2 separate regions of the Mus musculus genome follow, and region 1 is linked to region 2. The links are chromatin loops, found by intact Hi-C in ENCODE. Cell type or tissue: heart. All regions are shown on one strand. Links, peaks and the distances in the headings refer to the core of each region. The heading gives the core; the rest is flanking DNA. Region 1 holds the start of Rabepk (Rab9 effector protein with kelch motifs). Region 2 holds the start of Psmd5 (proteasome (prosome, macropain) 26S subunit, non-ATPase, 5).

Region 1 (10,717 bases), core at 1,372-9,371, 69 kb after region 2:
CTTTCTTCAAGCCACATTGTATAAACACCAACTTTTCTTTAGTAATCACCATCCCCCCTTTTTAGATTTGGCCAATTGGGAGAGAAATCAACTGTAAGTGCTTGAAGACACTGTCTGTCTCTGAGGATAGAAGTATCTGCCTGCAGCCAAGACTTCATTTTGATGGAAAATACATTGTCTGTAGTTCAGCCCTGGGTCTGTACCAGTGGGACTTTGCCAGTTATGATATTCTCAGGTAATGTTTCCTTAGGCCAGCATGTGCTCTGTGTTAATTAGAAGTTTTATGCCCAACACATGGTAAATGATAGGTTAAAAAAATGGCCCTCCCTTCCTAATGTCAAATTCAAATCTGGGTGGTGGGGTGGTGGTGGTGATGGTAACTTTTCCTTTGAACCTAGTTCTGTTTTCTAGAAGTTGTAATGGGAGGCCTTCTCTATCCACACTCTGCTGTTTGACAGTAATAATGTGTTGTTTCCCTTCCTGACATTCTGTTTTGCTTACTCTAGCTCAGAGGTTCTCAATCTTCCTCATTTTGTAGTGACACCAGCCATAGAATTATTTCATTGCTACTTCATAACTATAACTTTTGCTACTGTTATGAATCGCAAACATCTGTATTTTCCAGTGGTCTTAGACCCCTGTGAAAGGGTTGTTCTACTCAAACGCTGCTCTAGCTATTATCCTTGGCTGTTCTTGCTTCACCGAGTTTACCAGCCACCCCCGTTCTAGTTGGCCTCTTAGACATAAGCTGGTCTAAGATATTGCTGGTGTCCTTGTTAACATCTAAACTAACCTCCCAACCAAAGGAGCCTAAGGAGGTTGCCGTGGGAAAGTGTAGACTCCAGACAACATCTGACTTGTCCTGTCAATCTGGTGCTTGACACAGGGAAGCTGCTTTGATTTTTGTTTTTCTTTTTTCATTGGTGCATATATTGCATTAGGTCTCCCATTTTGTGTCTTGGTCATTGGTATTTGGGAACTGCCACCCTATGAAAGCTGTGACTGATTTTCCAACTTAGCCAGTTGTTTCTAAAACCTATGAATCCATTGTTAATAGATGCTTATAAATTCCCAGCAGTTTTTACTATCTCTAGCTAGTAGTATTTTTAGAGAAAAAGCCATTTAGACTTGTCCTGAGGATGAATCAGGCTTCATTCTGGTTTTCACCCCTAACCAACAGATTCTGTGAACTCCTGCCTGGGTGTCAGTTTCTAAGTCTTAAGAGTGCAAATGATTAAATAAAGTGGTTTTTATAATTTGAATTATAAGTTAACCTGTAGAATCCTTTCAAGCCTGGATGGATATTTTGTGTTTATCAAACATAACACCTTGCCTCTGCTTGTCTGTCAGAGGGCAGGTTTCTTCTTCCCTGCTTTTTGTAAGTAGGCTAACTTTTATCCTCATGGTATTCTTTTAATCAAAAATTCTTATTAGCTCTAAATTTGCTTGGGAGTTTTAAGTGTCTCCAGCCATGTTTCCTTTGCCTCATGACCCTGAACTCTCCTCCTTATAGGGTCATCAAGACACCTGAGGTAGCAAACTTGGCCTTGCTTGGCTTTGGAGATGTCTTCGCCCTGCTGTTTGACAACCACTACCTATATATCATGGACTTGAGGACAGAGAGCCTAATTAGCCGCTGGCCTCTGCCAGAGTACAGGAAATCAAAGAGAGGCTCCAGCTTCCTGGCAGGCGAAGCGTCCTGGTTGAATGGATTGGATGGGCACAATGACACGGGCTTAGTCTTTGCCACCAGCATGCCTGACCACAGTATTCACCTGGTGTTATGGAAGGAGCATTGCTGACACCAGGAGCTACCACCGCTGACTGACTTTGGGTGCCAGGGCTGCGGGTTTTGGGTGCAATGTCTATGGCAGCCAACTGCATGAACCAAAGTTCTCACCTAAAGGTATCATCACGCAGTGCACAATCATTTATCTGTTTGCCAGGGCTGGGGCGGGGAGGGCTTGTTTACTGACATACACCGCAGCATGCTAATGGGATACACCATTGACTTCATTTGTACTTAGTTATGTTGGTCAGTGTAAGAGAGGTTGCATTTTTGGATTTATCTTTCTGAGTGGAATATTGAGTAAAGAAAGTTAAATGATTCACTAATCTGCTAATTGGTTGCCCATAAAATCACATGGAGTCTGTTATTAAAGTTTTTTTCCAATAGCCTTTGTTCTTTGAAATTGAAGCAAAGGTGCTATGTTATAGCAACTTTTCTCACATGGGGTTTAGATTTTAAAAGAGCCATTGTTAAAACATCTTTGAATTCTGTGACATTCATTAACTTTCTACTAGATCCCTTAAATCTACAAATGTCTTCCAACACAGATCTGAGTCTGCTGGTTGACTGCACTGGGCTATAACCCATAGTTCTTGGCAGAGGCAGGGTTGGCTATGTTAAGATATAAAGGTTTTCTGAAGCTTTAGTTTACATGTAAAAAGCTAGTCCCTAACTGGCTGGTGGCACAGGTGACCTGGAGTGATAAAGAGCTCTGAGCTGGAAAATGAGTGTCTGGCATTACTTCAGTCATGTGCTTTTTCTGGCTTGTTTCCTCAGATGTGTGATCGGCTAAGATTCCTCTAGGCTAAAATATACACTTGTACACACATAAATACACTGACAATAAAGCAGATTAATCTGATAAAAACTATTTAAAACTATTTCCAGGGCAGGGAATTTCCCTAATTTTTGATTAACTACTAAGAAAAAAATTACAATTTTTTGGTGTAGGCTGGAGAAATGACTCGGATTAAGAGCACATACTGCTCTTGTAGAGGGCCTGGGTTCTATGACCAGCACTCATGTCAGGTGTTTGCAATGTCAGATGTTTACAACTGCTTATACCTGCAGCTCCAGAGAGATATAACGTTGCCTCTGGAGGTGTGTGTGCAAATTCCCCCCCCCCTCCCAGACAACAGTAGATATGAATTCAGGGCCAGCCTAGTCTGTAAAGTGCATTCTGGAACAGCTAGGGCTACACAGAGAAACCAAAAATAAAATAAATCTAAAAGCACACAACAGGAACTGGAGTGGTTCCAGTTAAAAGAGCTTACTACTCCTACTAAGACTAGGTTCAATTCCCACCACCCTCTGCTCTGCCAGCACCAACATACACATGTTGCACATAAACTCACACAGGTACGCTTACACATACATAAATAACACATCTTTTTTAAAAAATTCAGGGCTGGGAAGATGGCTCAGCGGGTAAGAGCACTGACTGCTCTTCCAAAGGTCCTGAGTTCAAATCCCAGCAACCACATGGTGGCTCACAAATATCTGTACAGCTACAGTGTATTCATATACATAAAATAAATAAATCTAAAAAAAGCGCTTTGTTTTAAAAAAAAATTCAGTTCAACCCTCATACCACAATAAAATAAACTATAGGAGAATCAGGGGCTCAAGGCAGCTTGGGGTACATGATGTTGTATACCCATACACATAAAAAAGGGGTGGGGCTGGAGGTTGATCAGCAATGAAGCCTGTGCAGAGGACCACATCTGGAGCTCACAAATGCCTGGCCTCGGAGGGTACCACATGTACATACCTACATACACAAATATTAATTAAAAATGTCATTGGGCTGGTGAGGTGGCTCAGCAGTTAAGAGCACTGACTGCTCTTCTGGAGGTCATGAGTTCAAATCCTAGCAACCACATGGTGGCTCACAGTCATCCTTAATGAGAATCAAATAAAATCCGTGGGCCGGAGTGAGGGGGGCCAGAGCAAGAGGGAGAAGGGAAGGGGTGGGGGGAAAAAAAGAAAAGCACAGTGCAGCTAAGCATGGTGGTTAGGTTGAAGCTTTTGGAAAGCAGAAGCAAGAGGATCGGGAGTCTCCTCAGGTCCATAAGGTAAATTTTGCATGCTTGTTAACTGATTTAAATATCAACTTCATGTGCCAAAAGAAAAAATAAACACACACAGAGCAAAAATCTTCCCAAGAGAAATATAATTCACAAACAAAAATGTAATCTTTTCTTGAAAAAGGTGGTTTTAAGTTCATAGCTTAAAATTGTCATAAAAACATCATTAAAAGAAATTCAGATGAGCACTTATGCACTTACTACATAGTAAATCAAAGTTAATAGAATAGTCACTACCATCAATAGGATAAACATCAATGGGGACCTAACCTAAGTACTACATTTGATAGAAGCAAAATGTTTGAAAACAAGTGTTTTACCAACAGTTTACTTCCTTTACATTCTTTAACACTCGTTTTATTTTGTCTTTTTCTTTCGGGGAGGGGGGTTTGAGACAAGGTTTCTCTGTGTATAACCTTGGCTGTCCTGGAACTCACCCTGTGGCATAGGCTGGCTTCAAACTCAGAGATAGACCTGATTGTGTCTCCCGAGTCCTGAAATTAAAGGAGTGCGCCACCATGGCCAAGCTACTTTAACGGTCCTATTGAACTGAGTAAGACCTACTTTGGAAAACCAAGAAAACGACACTTTGAGTTACAGGGGAACAGCTCAGAGGTCATAAAAACATTTGAACTTATTGATAAGCAACTGCTTGTTCACTTAAATAGCTCAGCAACGTGCTAAGAAACGGGATCCACATCCAAATTATCAGAAGAAAACTACCACTCCTAAGAAGCAATTTAGGGGAGTGGTGAAGCTGAGGCGACTTGTCATTCTCTCCCATTATGGTCGCATCGATCCCGCCCACCGGCTTCCACCTCTCAGGGTCTTAAACACACCGCGGCCGCGTCCCTGGAGCAGACAGCGGCTCCTGTTACCTCTGCTGGGAGGACCCCATCCCGGGAGCACTACCCGCTCGGCCCGGCTCCGTCTCCGGGAGGCCGAGCGAGTTAAAGTGAGAGTCTTTAAGCTCGGAGTCCCGTGAGGGTCAGGGGATCGTGACATCCCCCGGGATCTCCCCTCAAAGAACTGGACAGCATTCGGGGGATCCGGGCTCCCCTGGTTCTCCGCGTCACGCCGCCTCGGACCCGGTCCTTTCACACCGCGGAGCGCCCTCCGCCGGAAGGGGCTTGCCTCGCAAGCTGGACGGCCTCCGGCCCGGCTCACCTTCGGGTCGTTCTAGGGAAGGTACTTGCACTGCCGCGCTATCTCCACATACTTGTCCAGATTCAGCGGCGCCATTTTAGGGAGAACAAACCGCATCGCTGCCAGCGGCGGAGGCCGAAGCCGGAACCGTCCTTACGTCACGTCCGACCCGTGAGTGGAGTCTGCGCAGTGACGTCAAAGCCTGACTCTCTTCAGAACCCCGACACGCCCCGCGTCGGGTCTCCACGAGAACCCGGCTGTCCTGCTGATGAAACCTAGGACCTGTGGCTGTCTGCCGCGGGGAGTGCTGGGATTTGTAGTTTTAGTGAAAAGCTCTTCTACTCTTGCAACAGACTTCACCTTCGAAAAACTAGATGAGGCTTTTTCTAGGGAAGACCACAAAATGAGTAACTGAGAATTCCCTGGCTCTCCCACCCTGTAAAGCACCCTGTCGGTATCTTCAGTTAAAGTTGGAGTAAGTGGCCGGTCGGTGGTGGCTCACGCCTTTAATACCAGCACTTGGGAGGCAGAGGCAGACAGATTTCTGAGTTCAAGGCCAGCCTGGTCTACAGAGTGATTTCCAGGACAGCCAGGGTTACACAGAGAAATCCTGTTTCGAAAAAAACCAAAGAGGGGCTGGAGAGATGGCTCAGCGGTTAAGAGCACTGACTGCTGCTCTTCTAGAGGTCCTGAGTTCAATCCCCAGCAACCACATGGTGGTTCACAACCATCTGTAATGGGGTCTGATGCCCTCTTCTGGTGTGTCCGAGTATAGCAACAGTGTATTCATATACGTAAAATAAATAAATCTTAAAGAAAAAAAAAAGAAGAACAAAACAAAAGAATTTGTCTTGGTTGGTTTGTTTGAGTCATCTTTTTAGCCCCTTGACTCTCATTTTTAAAAACAGAATTCAAACATCCCTCCAAGAACTTAGAATGTGATTTCTAGTCTAAATGAATTGGTTTCTACAATGTAAACCATCTGATAGTCCATTTTTTCTTGATAATATACCCTTCCAGCATGGCTTCTTGGTGTAATCCAAACCAAAAGGCCCAAGGCACATTCTGGAGCTCTGAGAAGGACTCGCTGTCTAAATATATGTTGGGCACATGGCAGAGCCAACCTAGCCCTGATTCTCTCCAGAAGGAAAGCAGAGTGAGGGGCTGGCGAGACGGCTCAGCGGGTAAGAGCACTGACTGCTCTTCCGAAGGTCCCAAGTTCAAATCCCAGCAACCATATGGTGGCTCACAACCACCCGTAATGAGATCTGACACCCTCTTCTGGTGTGCCTGAAGACAGCTACAGTGTACTTACATATAATAAATAAATCTTAAAAAAAAAAAAAAAAGAAAGCAGAGTGAGTGCATACCTCTAAATTCTTTGGCAGTCTATGGGAGCTTTCTGATAATTACAGGCAATCACAAAGACTCAGGTATTGGAAATATAATGGCAAAGTTGTGAAGAGAGCTGTAGCCCAATTTTACTTTGTCCATGAATTTTGGTTATATTTTCAAGTAACTAAATAAATAAATTGGAGTGGGAGCATTGTAAATCTTTTCTGTAAATCACAGCATTTGTATGGTGGAGGCAGCAGAATCAGGAGTTCAAGACCATCCTCAGGTATACAGTGAGATGGGAGGCAAGCCTGGACTGCATGAGACCCTGTCTCAAAATTAAAACCCAAGTTTTTCTTTTACTTGCACTAGTAAATTCTCTAGACAGCTGTGTTCCGATATTGCTATTCCCATTCTATCTATGAGTAAACTAGGGTTCAGAGAGGAGCAGACTCGTCAGACATTTCCCATTTAGTGCGGGAGCTTGTTTGAAGCCAGTCTGTCTTCCCTCTCCCACTAAAGACACACTACTTCTGTTTCTAGGCTGTCTTGAGTTCTGAGGGAAGTTAGTGAGCTCAGAGTATGGTACTCTGTTCACACATAGGCACATAGGCGAGCTATCTTTGTTTTAGGAAAGTCACGGGGCACCTATAGCTAGGACATAGATCAGAGAGGATGCAGATGAAGCTGTCAACAGAGGTAGTTTGTGTCTAGATAAAAATAATCACGGCTTTTACAAAGGACCAGCTCTGGGCCTCCATAAAAATTCCCGACTACAACCTCTATGGAAATCTTAAAATTTGTGTGTCGCTGAGAGAAGACACCAAAAGTATTAATAACTTTCCCCAAGAACATACAGTGTCAATGAACTTTTTATTCTTCAGCGTTTACAATAGGACCTCCTAGTTGTCCTTCGTGTTTAATCTCTCTGCTCAGCCTGTGAGCTCCCGGAAAGCCCAGGGCCTGTGGTCTGGAACGTGCTGTAACCACAAACAGCGATTATGGAAATAACCCGCTTTAGGATCCACAGTTTGAACCAACCTCAAACCTGCACAGGCAAAACCTAGCATCCTATGGCATGCAGGAAATCTCACTCGGGAGCCTGAAGCAGAATTCAAGGTCAGCCTGGCTTACGTGAGTTCCAACCCATCCTTCCCCTTCAGAAGTCACTACTAAGGACTGCTGTAACAAACTCCGTCGGGACCCGAAATTGGAGTTATGGACCGGATGCCAACCAGTACGCAGAGTTCCGGGAGGCCCTGACTAAGTTTGGCGCGTAGTCCCGGAGACCCGGAGGCGTAGAGCGGTTGGCCTGGACGCGCTTCCGGGACTGGGGAAGAGGACGGGCTCCTAAGCTCCGCCCCATGGGTGGAGCCACGTCCAGGACATGCGGGGGCTGCGGCAGGTAATAGGTGCTGGGCTGGAGGTCTCTTAAGGCAGTAGGCTTGAACTGGGTGGGAGGGGTAGTACCCATGGTCTCCGGCCGGTCAGTTTTGGGGAAAGCTGGCAGCCATTTCTCCCTGACCCCGACTTCTTTCGCGCGGAGATGTGGCCGGCAGAGGGGACGCAAAGGAGGTGGCTAGGAGAGTCCCCGCCACGCCGGCCCCTCTAAGCTCTGGGCTGACCCTGTGGTCATTAGCCTAGCCCGCTTGTGGGCCTCATCGGCCCAACTCTCCTTTAATTCCCTTTCTTCATTCGTTTGTCCTTCACTTCTACACTCTGCAGGTCCATTGGTAAGTTATCGGAATGAATCAGAAGGCCGGACATGCTAACATTTTGGAATCTAGTTTCGATACTTTTCTGTTACTTTTATTTTGAGACAAGTCTCACTGTGTAGCTCAAGCTGGCCTCTGCTGCCTCAAGCCTCTCTAGTGCCATGTAGTGCACCACCATGCCTGGCCGATTACAGACTTTTAAATAGATAGTTACATTCAGGGATGTAAGGGTGTAGTTCAATTGGTAGACTGCCTGCCTATCGAGAACTTAGCCCTGGGTTTGATCTCCAGAAGGCATAAAAAGGTATGGTGGTGTTTGCCTGTAATTCCAGCTTTTGGGAGGTGGCAGCAAGAGAAGCAGAAGTTCAGGGTCATCCTTGGCTACATAATGAGTGGGGGCTAGCCTAAGGTACATAAGACCGTGTCTCTAAATGAGTAATGAGTTTAAAAGAAAAGATAATTACGTTCAGAATGACTCCTGTAATATGGTGGTTAAATGGATACAGTCATATATATTGTGGTCTAAACCCAAGTCCTGATTAAGCCTTCCTGCCGAGGGTGTATGTGATGTATATTGCTAATCCCTGAGGCAGGAGCAGTAACTTGAGAGACTGGAAAGGGGTAATCTCTTTAAATAACCTTTGAAATTTTCTGGGACTTGAACCCAGAGCTTTGCCCATGCTAAACAGACACTCTACCACAGAGCCATGCCAACTCCTTGAAACTGGCTTTAAATATCCACTAGCAGTGTGAAAATTTACAGGAAGGAAAGATAGGGGCGGCAGTAATTACCACAGAATGCTTGTTAATTTTATTAAATTCCCACTGGGTGAGGCAGTGCAAGTTATGAAAGTCAGAGGAGCAACAGAAAGCCCAGTATTGCAGGCAAGGCCCCAAAAAGCCACAGAGTGAGATCCTGTCCGAAAATAACAGCAAAAAGATAGAGACCAGAAAACTTGGTTTCTATGGCATGCTAGGGCCAAGGTGAGGCAGGGTTAGCCCTAGATGTCCTAGAACTCACTATGTAGACTAGGCAGGCATAGAAATCACAGAGACCACATGCCCCCACCTCTGCCTCACCGGTGCTGGGATTAAAGGTGTGCACCACTATGCCTGGCTCTCAAAAAAAAAAAGTTTAAATCCAATTTTTAAGTTAGCCTATAAAACAACATGTCTCATTATGCCGTTTTCATATGTTCTGATTTGCACCCGCTGCATGGCTGCCTTCCTTGACACCCTGTGAGTTCTTTATTTTGGAGGTGGTTCTTTCGGGTTTTGTTTGTTGTTTTTGTTTTTGCTTTTCAAGACACGGTTTTCCTGGATAGTCCTGGCTGTCCTGGAACTCACTCTGTAGACCAGGCTGGCCTCAAACTTCAGAGATCCTCCTGCCTCTGCCTCCTGGGTGCTGGTACTAAAAGTGTGTGCCACTACCACCTGGCTAACCTGTTTTATCTTAATAAAGATCTTAAGGCCTCTGACAGTTTGATGTATGTTCATCCCTTATGAGCCTTACAGACAGAAGGAAAACATTAGCTGAGAAACTTCAAAAGCTATGTTGTGTCAACAGCTGGAATGTAACTCAAGATAGACACTTACCTAGCATGCATAAAGCCCTGGATTATCACTGGGGGCCGGGGGGTGGGGGGGGGGCAGCTGGATATAGTGGTTACAGTACTGAGGAGAATTAGGCAGGAGAGTTGCCCAGAGTTGGAAGTCAGCCTGGGCTACTTGTTTCTGAACAAGAAAGAATTATCTCAGAAGTGTGGTAACGTTGATTCAGATTTGTCAGGCCTTTGAACTTCGTACATTCAACCTCAGAGATTTGGGGTGTTTGTTTTGTTTTGTTGTTTTTCTTCCTGGTTTCAACCTGGGGCCTTTCTCATCCTGGGCAAATGCTCTACCACTGAGCTCCTCCACAATCCAATAAGAAAGGTTTGAGAGGGGTGTGGTTGGGTTTGTTGTCTTGTGGGAAGATGTCTGAACACTCCCTTCCTCTCTTCTGCACAGGGCATCATGAAGCAGCTGCCCATCTTGGAGCCTGGAGACAAGCCCAGGAAAGCCACATGGTCTGTAAGGAAGGATTCAGATGCATATAAGAACTTGAGTTTTTGTTTCATGTAGTTTGCTAACACATCTGATTATCACTGCAAAGAGGTAGTCATGAAACTGTGGTAATGAGACTGAAACTGTCTGGGAAGATCTTCAGAGGAAAGATAGAGGGGAAATAATTATCAAAGAGCAGCTGTTAATTTTATTAAAATCTGTTTACCAGGAAGAATAAAGCACTGGCCATCTGGCATCCTCAGCTCCATCCCTCAGGTCCTCCTCTAAGCTGAGACTTTAGGGAATTTGGATTATTTGGCTTTTGTTAAACCCTTCATTCAGCAACTCATAGCGACTAACAGTGATGAGACTGTAAAAGCTCCGAAGCCCTAAGGCAAATGGTCCCTATGTATTGAAGCTAGAGGCAGAGCAAGTGATGGAGTGTGACCTGCACTGAGGGGATCCCAGAAGGGTGGACAAGGTCCCACTGACTCCAACTGAGCCTCCATGCCCACTTCCCACAATTACCTTGCTCCAGAGCCATCACACGTGCTCTGGAGACATGCTCCGGGGTAAAACCCAATAGAGAACTGGCAATGTAG
Region 2 (10,717 bases), core at 1,799-9,798:
AAGCAAGGGGAATACTTGTCATTGACCCACAGACACAGAACAAGGATGCTGACGTTACTGGAAAGGAAAGAGGTGCCCTCCGTCTGTTCCTCAGCTGAAATGGCCAGGTAGATCTGGGGCATTTCAGTCAGCAGGTGGATGCCCTGGAAGCCTGAGATGAGCTCACAGCCAAAAAACTAAGAGACAAGAGACTGTCCAACACTATCTAAGACAATTCTCCACTCAAAGTAACCTGAGGCAGCGGTACAGAAACTCAAGCCAGAGTGATGTCCGTCCTCCAGGAGACTGAGTAGTGTCTGGGGACTATTTTGACTCAGGACAGGGAAGGAGATGCTCTCATCCACTAGCAAGTCGAGATCAGAACTGTTGTCACTGTGGTTGCTCCCACCTCCCCTGCTGGACAGGAAGTTGTCATTCCTAGTCTCTTCTGTACTGACAGTCCCATAGCACATTAACAAAGTACCATAAGCAGGAAAGGTCAGCATGAACCCAACAATGGATGGTAGTTTAGAAAGTGACTTTTATGGCTACAGAATTGATAGGTGGAAAGTACCCCACTCCCTGACAGAAACACTGTTGCAGAAGGCAGCTGCTTTCACTGCTGTCAATGCCATACCAAACACTCACTTTAATGGGAAGGGACGTGACTATAATGTGTATGTTGTGTGTGTACACTTGCATACATGTGCTTGGGAAGACCCGTTCAGAGGTCAATGTTGGGTGTCTTTCTCAGATGCTTTTCACCTTTTTAAAAAATATTCTTCTGAAATTAAAATATAATGTCATTCTCTCTTCTCCTTCCCCCTCCACCTCTCCCACTTTCCCTCCCTTTCTTTGTTACTATTGCATATATATAAACACATATATAAATACAACCTGTTGCATCTACTCAATGTTACGTGTGTGTGTATATATATACATATATAGACAACCTGCTCAATCTAGTGTTGTGCATGTATGCGTGCGCGCGTGTGTGTGCATGTGCGTGTGCATGTGTGTGTGTGTGTGTGTGTGTGTGTGTGTGTGTAGACTGCTTCTGCTCTCAGAATTCCTTAGTTGCCTGTAGTTCTTTGTCCAGGGCCATTTTATGTTTTGAGACGGGGTCTCTCACTGGCCCTAGACCTCAGTGGCTCAGCGAGGCTGGCTGGTCAGTGAACTTCAGGGTCTACTGCCCTGCAATCCCCAGCATCCCTAGTGCTGAGGTTACAGATGTGCTGCTGTGTGCTTCTTGACATAGCTACTGGAAATCTGAATGACACTCATGGCCAGCTCCTTGCTGACTAAGCCACCTCCCCAAACTTAGTTTTAAAGAAACATTGTCAGATTATAAATGGTTTATACTTTATATCTTTTCTATACAGCTTTTTTTTCCATTTTTTATTAGGTATTTAGCTCATTTACATTTCCAATGCTATACCAAAAGTCCCCCATACCCACCCACCCCCACTCCCCTACCCGCCCACTCCCCCTTTTTGGCCCTGGCGTTCCCCTGTACTGGGGCATATAAAGTTTGCGTGTGCAATGGGCCTCTCTTTCCAGTGATGGCCGACTAAGCCATCTTTTGATACATATGCAGCTAGAGTCAAGAGCTCCGGGGTACTGGTTAGTTCATAATGTTGTTCCACCTATAGGGTTGCAGATCCCTTTAGCTCCTTGGGTACTCTCCCCAGCTCCTCCATTGGGAGCCCTGTGATCCATCCATTAGCTGACTGTGAGCATCCACTTCTGTGTTTGCTAGGCTCTGGCATAGTCTCACAAGAGACAGCTACATCTGGGTCCTTTCGATAAACTATACAGCTTTTCTAATTTTATATTTAAATAAAATATTGTATGTATCTGTTCAGTTATTTCTTACTTGGTCCAGTCATTATCCCTTTTTTTTTTTCCTTTCTTTCTATTTTGCTTTTTTAGACAACCTTGCTAAGTACCCTTGGATAGCCTGAACTCGTTATGTAGACCCGGTGAGCCTTGAACTTGCAGGGATTCTGTTGCCTCAGCCTATGTTGGGATTACAGACCAACCATGTGGGCTCCTTTCTCTCTGTCCTAGAGTATTTACCGTGCCTTTAAGAAATGAGTCACAAATCCAGGATGAGGCAGAGGAAGCCTCACCTGATCCAGTGGATTACATTTTAACCAACCTAGCTTTAAGGAATCTGTAAAACCCTTGAGATCAACACAACTTTCAGCTTATACCTTTTTCTGGCTACAAATCCAGAACTTAATAAAAATAAAAATCCTCAAATAGACTTACAGCAGCTTTCACAAATAAAGAAATAGTGGCCAGAGAAAGGGAGTAATCACTCCAAATGTGGGTACCAAAATCAGGCAGAGAGAACCTTGGACTCTGGACGCTCCTACAGTCCTGTCCTCATTACCATTGGCAGCTACTATGCCACTGTCTACATTCGCTTTTTCGGACACTTCAGAGATGAGATAGCAGCCTGCTGAAAACAGGCGTAACTGTAATAGGCAAAGACCTAATAAACAGGGCTTAGGAGACTGCACCGCAAGCACTCTCCCCTCACAGAGTACAACCCCATTTATCCCCTCGCGGCAGGCGTGAGAGGGTGCTGCTAACCCATTAACACTGGATGGCCTCCTGGACCTGGACGGGAAGGACTCCCAAGACTCTCAACTGTTCTCCCACAAACCTGCCCACACTTCAAACCCCGAAAACAGCGAAGAGAAATACCTTTCCTTCAGTTCTTCTCCCTCTGTCCCCAGGTAAAAGCCTCAGGGCGGGCAAGGAGGACGGTATAATCAACCCGGGCACTCACCAGGAGGCATGTAAGGACGAGCCTGAGGGAGCCCGGTGGAGGGCACCGTGATTCCGGTCTGTCCATGGTGGTGTTGGGGATTGGGGATTTAGCCCTAGGCAGTAACCGTGAACTACAGCCTCAGGTAGGGTGCGGGCCGGGGAGGCGGGCACTGAAGCCTAAGCTGCAGCCTCCTTCCCCTGCACACACCTTTTTCCAGGACACTATCCAGCTTGCCCCTCCCAGCGGGGCTGGCCAGCAGCGGGTCAGCAGGCAGGGAAAGAAAGCTGGCTTCTGTTTGTTTGTTTTTTTCCCCCACTAGTTAACACCTCTTCCGAGCTTACTTTTCAGAGCTACTGTTCTTACAAAAACTAATGCTACTTTTCCTTCCTATTCATGTAAACAAACCACATAGGTAGACAAAGACAAAGCCTTTCTTAGGAAACAAAACCTTCTGAAACCCCAGCGCACAAAGCCTGAACACACAGATAAAATCCTTCTGTAAACAGGCCAAAGCCACCCACAAAAACCAGCAAGTGAATCGCACACACTCATCGAACTGCCTCCCTGGCCTTAAAGCCTACAGTTCTAGTGTGCCAGAGGCAGAAGCAGAGGCAGGTGGATCTCTGTGAATTTGAAGCCAGCCTGGTCTGCGAAGCAAGTTCCAGGTAACAACACAGAGAAAACCACCCCTCAACACACACACAGACACACACAGACAGACAGACACACACACACACAGAAAGAGAGAGAGAGTGAGAGAGAGAGAGAGAGAGAGAGAGAGAGAGAGAGAGAGACCTGTACTTGTGCCCAGTGAATTCATTTCTCTCTTCCCAAACCAGTTGCTCTGGGAAGCCTTTCTTAGAATTCAGCCCAATATCATCTTTTAACACACATCATACACACTTAGAAGCATTCCAATGGGGGGGGGGGCTGCCACAAACTGGAAAAGCAATAAGCCAGCAGCTGAGTATTGTCCTTCAGGAATGCAGAATCCTCCGTTGCTAGAGTTGCTAACTTTTTGGAAACTATTTTATTCTGTGCTTGGAGAAATGGCTCAGTACTTAAGAACAATTGTTGGTCTTCAGAGGACACAGGTTCAGTTCCCGGAATCCACATGTCAGCTCACAGCCATCCATAACTGTTCTAGGGGATCCAACGCCTCCACAGGCACCAGACAGACATTCAGGCAAACACACACATAAAAGTACAAACATCTAAATATATATACTCTTTGGATTCTATATATTCTTAGTTCTTTGGATTTTTGTTTGTTTGTTTGTTTGTTTTTCGAGACAGGGTTTCTCTGTGTAACCCTGGCTGTCCTGGAACTCACTCTGTAGACCAGGCTGGCCTCAAACTCAGAAATCCGCCTGCCTCTGCCTCCCAATGCTGGGATTAAAGGCGTGCGCCACCACCTCCCGGCTTCTTTGGATTTTTTTTAAAAAGAGAGTTGTCCATTTATTTATTTAGTGTATCTGTGAGGTTCTGGCAATGTGCCATGTTGCACATATAGGGGTCAAAGACACTTTGCATAAGTCTGTTCTCTCTTGTTAGCCATGTAGTTTTTGTCCAAGGAACTGAACTTGGCAGCAAGTGTACTTGCCTGCTAAGCTATACTGCATTGGCTCAAAGATTTCCAAATTTTTAATTTAGCTCTTTAATGTGACATATCCTAACTTGACAATGATTACAACTCCAGACATAGGGAAAGAGACACAGCATAAACTGGTTATGGCACTATTTTGTATCTAGATTATTCTGGTGTGTGTGTGTGTGTTTTAGTTCAACAAAATAGACAACCTATTGAGCCAATAGAGATGAGTTTGAGCCAGAGAGATGGCTCATTAGGTAAAAGTGCTTGCCACCACACCTGAAGAATTAAGTTCAATCCCAGAACCCAAATGATGGAAAGAGAGCAAGTTGCCCTCTGACCTCCACACATATTGTGGCATGTGTATGTCTCTATGTGCCAGCACTTAAGACTATGTGCCACGGTGTGGCATTCAGAAGACAACGTGTACGAGTCAGCTCTCTCCTTATACCATAAAGAATGGAACTCAGGTCTTCAGCTTGCCAGCAAGTGCCTTTATCTGCTGAGCCATCTCAAGCCAGGATCCAGGGCAATTGCAACCAGTGAGGGCTGAGGCCTAGCATAGGCAACATTCGCTTTGCTTAGAGTCATCTTCAGTCTGTGGTTGCAGGGATTGGTCTTCTTGTCTATGGATATAGACTCTTGGCTCACTTTTCCCAATATTATTTTTAACCAAATCAATTCTCCATTCTTTTTAAATCTCATCAGCTCTAGGGAAACGTGTGTGGCCACTCACAACATACTCCTAAGTTTCTCGCAAGCTTTAAGAATGACTGGCTATGTGTCATCTTTTTTTTTTTTTAAACTTCTTTTACAACTACTAAAAGTAGTATAAGGCTGCTGTGTTACTTAAGTGAGTTTTCTTTTTCAACGCAGGGAGCAAAGTGGTCAAATGTCTTCTTGATATAATTCCTGAATGTCTGGAAAATATTATGATCCAAGGGCTACAGAAAACAAGCCCCTGGGAGTTTGGAGGGCTGGGGAGGAGTCTGAATGCCTGGGACTTCTGTTCATAATCACCCACACCTTTAATTCAAGAGTTTTCTCTGCCAATTAGCTTCTAGGCTTCAAGGGTACGATAATCGTGAAGTAACGAAAAGAGAAGACAACGGTTAGTGACAGTTCTCCGTGTGTATGACATAAAATGGGGAAACGGGTAGTTTAACCTTTTCCAAAAGAGTGGGATTAGGGTCTTTGTAAAGTCGCAGAGTTTTATTGTTGTCACCTGAGTCCCTGACATGCACGCGCGAACACACATACAGATGGGCATCCCATCCTTAGTCTCCTCTAAGCTTCCTGGATTTTTGTCTCTTTCCGTAAAAGAACAGGAAGCCATGCGTTCCAAAACAGACTCATCTCCTTGGCACAGGGGACCAAATGAGGTCTACAACTCTGACCAGACATTCCAACGGCTTGAAATAGTTGGTTGTCAACTAGCTTTTAATGGTTCTTCTCCAACAACCCCGTGTTTCGCAGATGGCAGCGATTTTTAAGCTTCTCTCCCTCTCTCTCTCCTCTCTCTCTTTCACGAAATATATATAGCTTGTCCTTGACCACTGATTTCCATCAGACACTTCTGTGTGCATTTGGTCTCGGAGTCTGAGGCCAGCCCCTCCATGGCCTGCTCCTTCTCTCCGCACTAAATGCTATGTCTGTCCTTCGGTGATTACGTCACGCGCAGACTCTGGAAGATGCCGAAAACTTCCTGCACATCGGCCCCAAACTTCTCTTAATCAGGCCTTCCATTGGCTGACAGACGTCAAACCGGCGCCCCACGTCCAAGTTTTCGGGGACCATGTGCCTCATCTTGATGGCCACCTGGCCTCGGACTCGGGTTCAGTCATCCCGGTTCCGTCACGGAGGCCTCTGCGGAGAGCGTGCACAAAGCCTCTTGATCCCCTGGGCGGTCTCAGTCTCTTAGTCTCCCGGCACGCGCAAGACTCCGGGCCCCAAAGAAAGGGGCGGGGACCGCGTTGAGAAAGGATCTCGCGAGACTTGACAGATCTGCTGGGAGGCTTCGCTCCGTAAGATCTCGCGAGATTCAGAGAGGCGCTCTGGGAACCTAGTAGGTGGGCGGGCAGACGGGAGCCAGGGAGATGGCGGCGCAGGCTGTGTCGCTCCTGCGGGAGGTGGCGCGGCTGGAGGCGCCGCTGGAGGAGCTTCGTGCGCTGCAGTCAGTGGTGCAGGCTGTGCCGCTGCACGAGCTTCGCGAGCAGGCGGCGGAGCTACGCCTCCGCCCGCTGTTCTCCTTGCTTAACCAGAACAATCGGTGAGAGAAGCACCGGGCTTGGGCGGGTAGGGATGGCTGCAGGGGTCTTTCGGAGAAAAGTCCAGGTTGTCCAATTGCAAGATGTCCACAACTGTGTGTTGCCCGGGTCTTGACGGTTCTCCTCTCCGGAAGGAATCTTCTGCTGATATTGTGGCGGGGTCCACGGCACGCCTTTTAATTTCAGTATCCAGTGAATGCTTGTCCAGTGGAATTAAAATGTACGGAATAACAGATTTGTGAGACAGCAAAACTTTAAACTAGAAACAACCATATTAATAAATCATTAAGGACATAAATTATTGCTGCGTAACGTTGCGCGGCCGATCTGTGTATGTATGAAAGTGTTGAATGTAAAAAAAAAAAAAAAGGAAAATTGTAAAGCTTATGTGTAAATTAATCCACTATATACCCCTTACAAGCGAGAGTAAACTGCATAACCCAGGATTATATGTAGAAGTTATTAATGTGCAACTGGAATTAAAATGTTAGGATAGCAACTTTTGATGAATATGCATCTATAGCATTAAATTAGAAATGTCTTGTATTTGTTAACTTGATCATTTAATGTGCTTTTTGTATTTGAATTTTAATTTGAAAAGATAGTGAGCTCCAGTCAGTCAGCACTGAATGCTTTCAGTGCGCTTTCTTACCTCCCTTCTGCTACATCTCTTACTCCTGCTACGTCTGCTAAGTTGGTTTTAACAGTCAGTATTTTAGTGGTTATTTTCCTTTTCTGACTAGCCCTCACCCTGCAACCAGAACTAATGTCTCAGGTCAGTTGGCTTAGCTTGTCTGTGGAAATCATGATTGTATAGTTTGGTATTTGGGCCCTTCCTGGTAGCTTTCCAGTCTGCTTTTCCAGGCTACTCTCCTTCATTTACTCCACTGAGCGCATCTGTTCCACTACCGTGTTACCATCACTAACGTTCCTAGAGCATGACTTGGCACTTTCTGAACTCCTCTCACACCAGTTCTACTGACTGTGGACCCAGCCCATGTGCCACCTCCCCAAAAAAGTCTTTCTCCAGCTGCAAGTGGCTCTTCGTCAGACACCATAATGACATTATCATTTTTCTGTTTATAATTCTGGATACCTTTCCCTTGTTATAATTCTGTGTGTGTCTTTGTGGTTAGGAAACACATTTGTTCCTCTCTGCATCTGCCCTGAAGTACAGTTCAGGAAATACATGGTAAATACAAGATGAGGCCTACAGCCTTTAAAGAAGGTACTGGGTCCAGTTTTGTTAGTTTGTTTTGAAATAGGATCTTGCTGTATAGAGCTTGTCTTAAACTCAGTATGTAGCTCAGGCTCTCTCCCAGGGCTTCTCCCTAGCCGGCTTTTCATATTGAAAATGAAAAGACTCTGAAAAATCATAGTGCAGGTTGGCAACAGGAACCAAAGTTGGGAAGTTTGGGAATATAGTAAATGGAGAAGACAGTTTGCTGCGTGCTGGGGTGGTATTCTAGGAAGCTTTTTGGTTGTTTTTTGTTTTTTTTGAGACAGGGTTTCTCTGTATAGCCCTGGCTGTCCTGGAACTCACTTTGTAGACCAGGCTGGCCTCAAACTCAGAAATCCGCCTGCCTCTGCCTCCCAAGTGCTGGGATTAAAGGCATGTGCCACCACGCCCGGCTTCTAGGAGGCAGTTTGAATGGGCACTTAGAGCTGGATATGTACTATATATGGCAGTTGCAATATGTTGGAGTGATTCTCCTCTGATAGTATTGCAGTCTCCACACTACACTACTGTTACTAATTTGTTGTCTAGACCACATAAGAAATTCTGCTGATTCAGGTTCTGGGTTTGTTGCTGTAAATCTGTAATCTTGACACCTTGCGTGAGGGAAATTTAACACCTAAGATCACTGATACTCACCATAGAAGTCCAACAAGGATGACTGACTTACCACCTTTAGCTTGCTTGGCAGCTAAGGCTCACATAGGACCTGAGACAGTTTATACACAATACACTTTAAACCATCACTGCTTTTAAAAATTATTTTAAGAGAGAGAGAGCAAGCATGTGTGTGCTCGCTGGAGTGCATGTGTGGGGACAACTTCAGGGAATCTATTCTCATCTTCCAATTTGTTGAGGCAGGACATCTGGGGGTCTTTTTGTTGTTTATTTTCCCCCTTCTCCCCCCCAACCCCCATCACCACCCATCAGACTCCTGGCCAGTGGCTGTCAACTGTCCTAATGCTACAACTCTTAGATACAGTTCTTTGTGTTGTGGTGACCACCAACCATAAAATTATTTCTTCATAACTGTAATTTTGCTACTGGTGTGAATTGTAGTATAAATATCTGTGTTCTGGTGGTCCACCCCACAAAGAGGCTGTGACCCACAGGTTGAGAACCTCAGCTCCAAGCTAGCTGGCCTGTAAGCATCCTGCAATTCTACTGTCAGGTGCATAGTACTATAATGCAGTGTTTCCCTTGGGTTCTGCAAGTCGTCGGGCTGGCTTTGTGAGCCTTCTCACTGAGCCATCCAGTCTCTCTAGGGAATCTGGGAATTGCAACTCAGCTCCTCACGTACATGGCAGGTGCTTTACCCACTGAGCATCTCCCCAGCTCAAGTGTGCTCATTTGTAAGGTTTTTGATTTGTATTCTTATCGCAGTCTTGGAAAGTTAGGCCAGTTTAATTCTATCCTGGCATCAGACATAAATTAGCCCATTTATTTATATTGCCTATTAAGAGGCAAGTAAATTGTTCGGGAACAAGATCCATACCTACAGCAAGTAGTCATCAAGTTCGGAGTGGTTTACCTCTCTGATAGCTTTCAGGCGTTTTCCCTTTTCTCCCCTTTGCTGATGCTCTGATTTGCTCCTTCATCACCTTCCACATCCATTGGCTGCTTTCTACTGGAACAACCTCTCTATCATGCTGCAGAGCGGCCTCTCCTCTTTCTTCTTCATGTCTTCTTTTGTTCTGTCAACTTGGCGTTAGGGGTTGGCCCAGGACTTTGTACATGCTGTGTATGTATGTTCCACCCCTGAGTCTCATCTCAGCCCCCAAGAGATGGCTGTAAGCCAACTGTCCTTGTGTCTATCCCCAAGAGATGGCTGTAAGCTAGCTGTCCTTGTGTCTGTTCTCTGCTTAAAGCCACTGCATCACTGGGCATTGCTTCTCTGGAAAAGCCAAGGATGGCATAAGAACCTCTTAGTTTTGTTTCTTACCACTCATCTTACCCTCTGCCATCTCTACCCTCCCCAGTCCAGAGCACAGGCATGACATGCTCCGTAAGGCTTCTTTGCAGTATTAGTGCAGTATCTGATTTGTCTGTGTGTTCTTGTGTGCTGCGACTTCCTCTGCTTGAAACACCTTTCTAAGCCATTCATTCCTGGGTCTTCCTGAACACTTAGTTCCGAGTTACTGCTCCTGGAAGCCTTACCCATATCTTGCAAACTTACTTTTAATCTGCTACAGCTTCTATCCCTAGCTTATGGCATACATCTATACTTTGTCTATCTTATTGTGTGCATGTCTTCTATTAGAGTGACCTTTCTGAAGCTAGACAATATGTCCTATCTGTCTCTGTAGCCCCAACACAGGCATTGCAAAGAGTTTAGTGCAGAGATACACTAAATGTCTAATAAGTGACGAGAATCTGCTTCTTTGAAGAAAGTGTTCAGGAGAAATCGTCACTTTAGGTGTTAGGTTGTTGTCTCCAGCCTGACGTGATATGACTGAGACCTGTGCTGTCTCCTTTAGGGAACAGACTGCTTTGTGTGTCTCCATTCTGGAGAGGCTGCTCCAAGCTGTGGAGCCGATTCACTTGGCCAGGAACCTCAGGCTTGACCTGCAGAGGGGACTGACTCACCCTGATGACTCTGTAAAAACCCTCACTCTGTCGCAGGTATGGAATCATAGTGGTAAATGCAGAAACGTCTAAGTCACTCACTGAAGCCCTTGGATGTGGCAGGTGTGCTGCCACTGCTGTGCGAGCTCACGAGATCAACCTGTAAGGAGCTCCCAGGCTGTAGAAACTGACTTTTAGGGGTTTAGAAGTTACTCTGCTATATCACGTTGTATTGGAGAAGCTTGAACCAAGTGTAAACTTCACAAAGCCAACACATTATAGTAGCGGCTTTCATC

What was found. A loop is a pair of places that touch in the nucleus more often than their neighbours do. Peaks named below come from ENCODE experiments on the same cell type or tissue, not always from the same donor. Only the 100,000 strongest peaks of a DNase experiment are listed, where the experiment ranks them.
Region 1: a loop joins it to region 2, with 4 times the contacts of the local background. A loop is called at or near these places in 3 of 42 quality-filtered maps.

What each region holds. Positions count from the first base shown.
Region 1 is chr2:34,796,796-34,807,512 of GRCm38, reverse strand. It overlaps Rabepk (Rab9 effector protein with kelch motifs), which reads left to right and starts at 7,601. Exons shown (of 8, transcript NM_145522.4): 1 at 7,601-7,762; 2 at 10,080-10,138. The coding sequence starts at 7,745. It overlaps Fbxw2 (F-box and WD-40 domain protein 2), which reads left to right. Exons shown (of 8, transcript NM_013890.4): 7 at 66-235; 8 at 1,514-3,149. The coding sequence ends at 1,802. In heart, for the core only: CTCF peaks have their summits at 4,998 (motif pointing left) and 5,781 (motif pointing left); DNase peaks (open chromatin) are centred at 5,212 and 7,732; H3K4me3 peaks cover 3,911 bases; H3K27ac peaks cover 3,181 bases.
Region 2 is chr2:34,866,654-34,877,370 of GRCm38, reverse strand. Psmd5 (proteasome (prosome, macropain) 26S subunit, non-ATPase, 5) reads left to right here and starts at 6,409. Exons shown (of 10, transcript NM_080554.2): 1 at 6,409-6,621; 2 at 10,334-10,478. The coding sequence starts at 6,449. It overlaps Cutal (cutA divalent cation tolerance homolog-like), which reads right to left and starts at 2,975. Exons shown (of 6, transcript NM_030021.3): 1 at 2,780-2,975. The coding sequence starts at 2,845. In heart, for the core only: no CTCF peak of the experiment used is centred there; a DNase peak (open chromatin) is centred at 6,340; H3K4me3 peaks cover 3,872 bases; H3K27ac peaks cover 2,472 bases; H3K27me3 peaks cover 1,625 bases.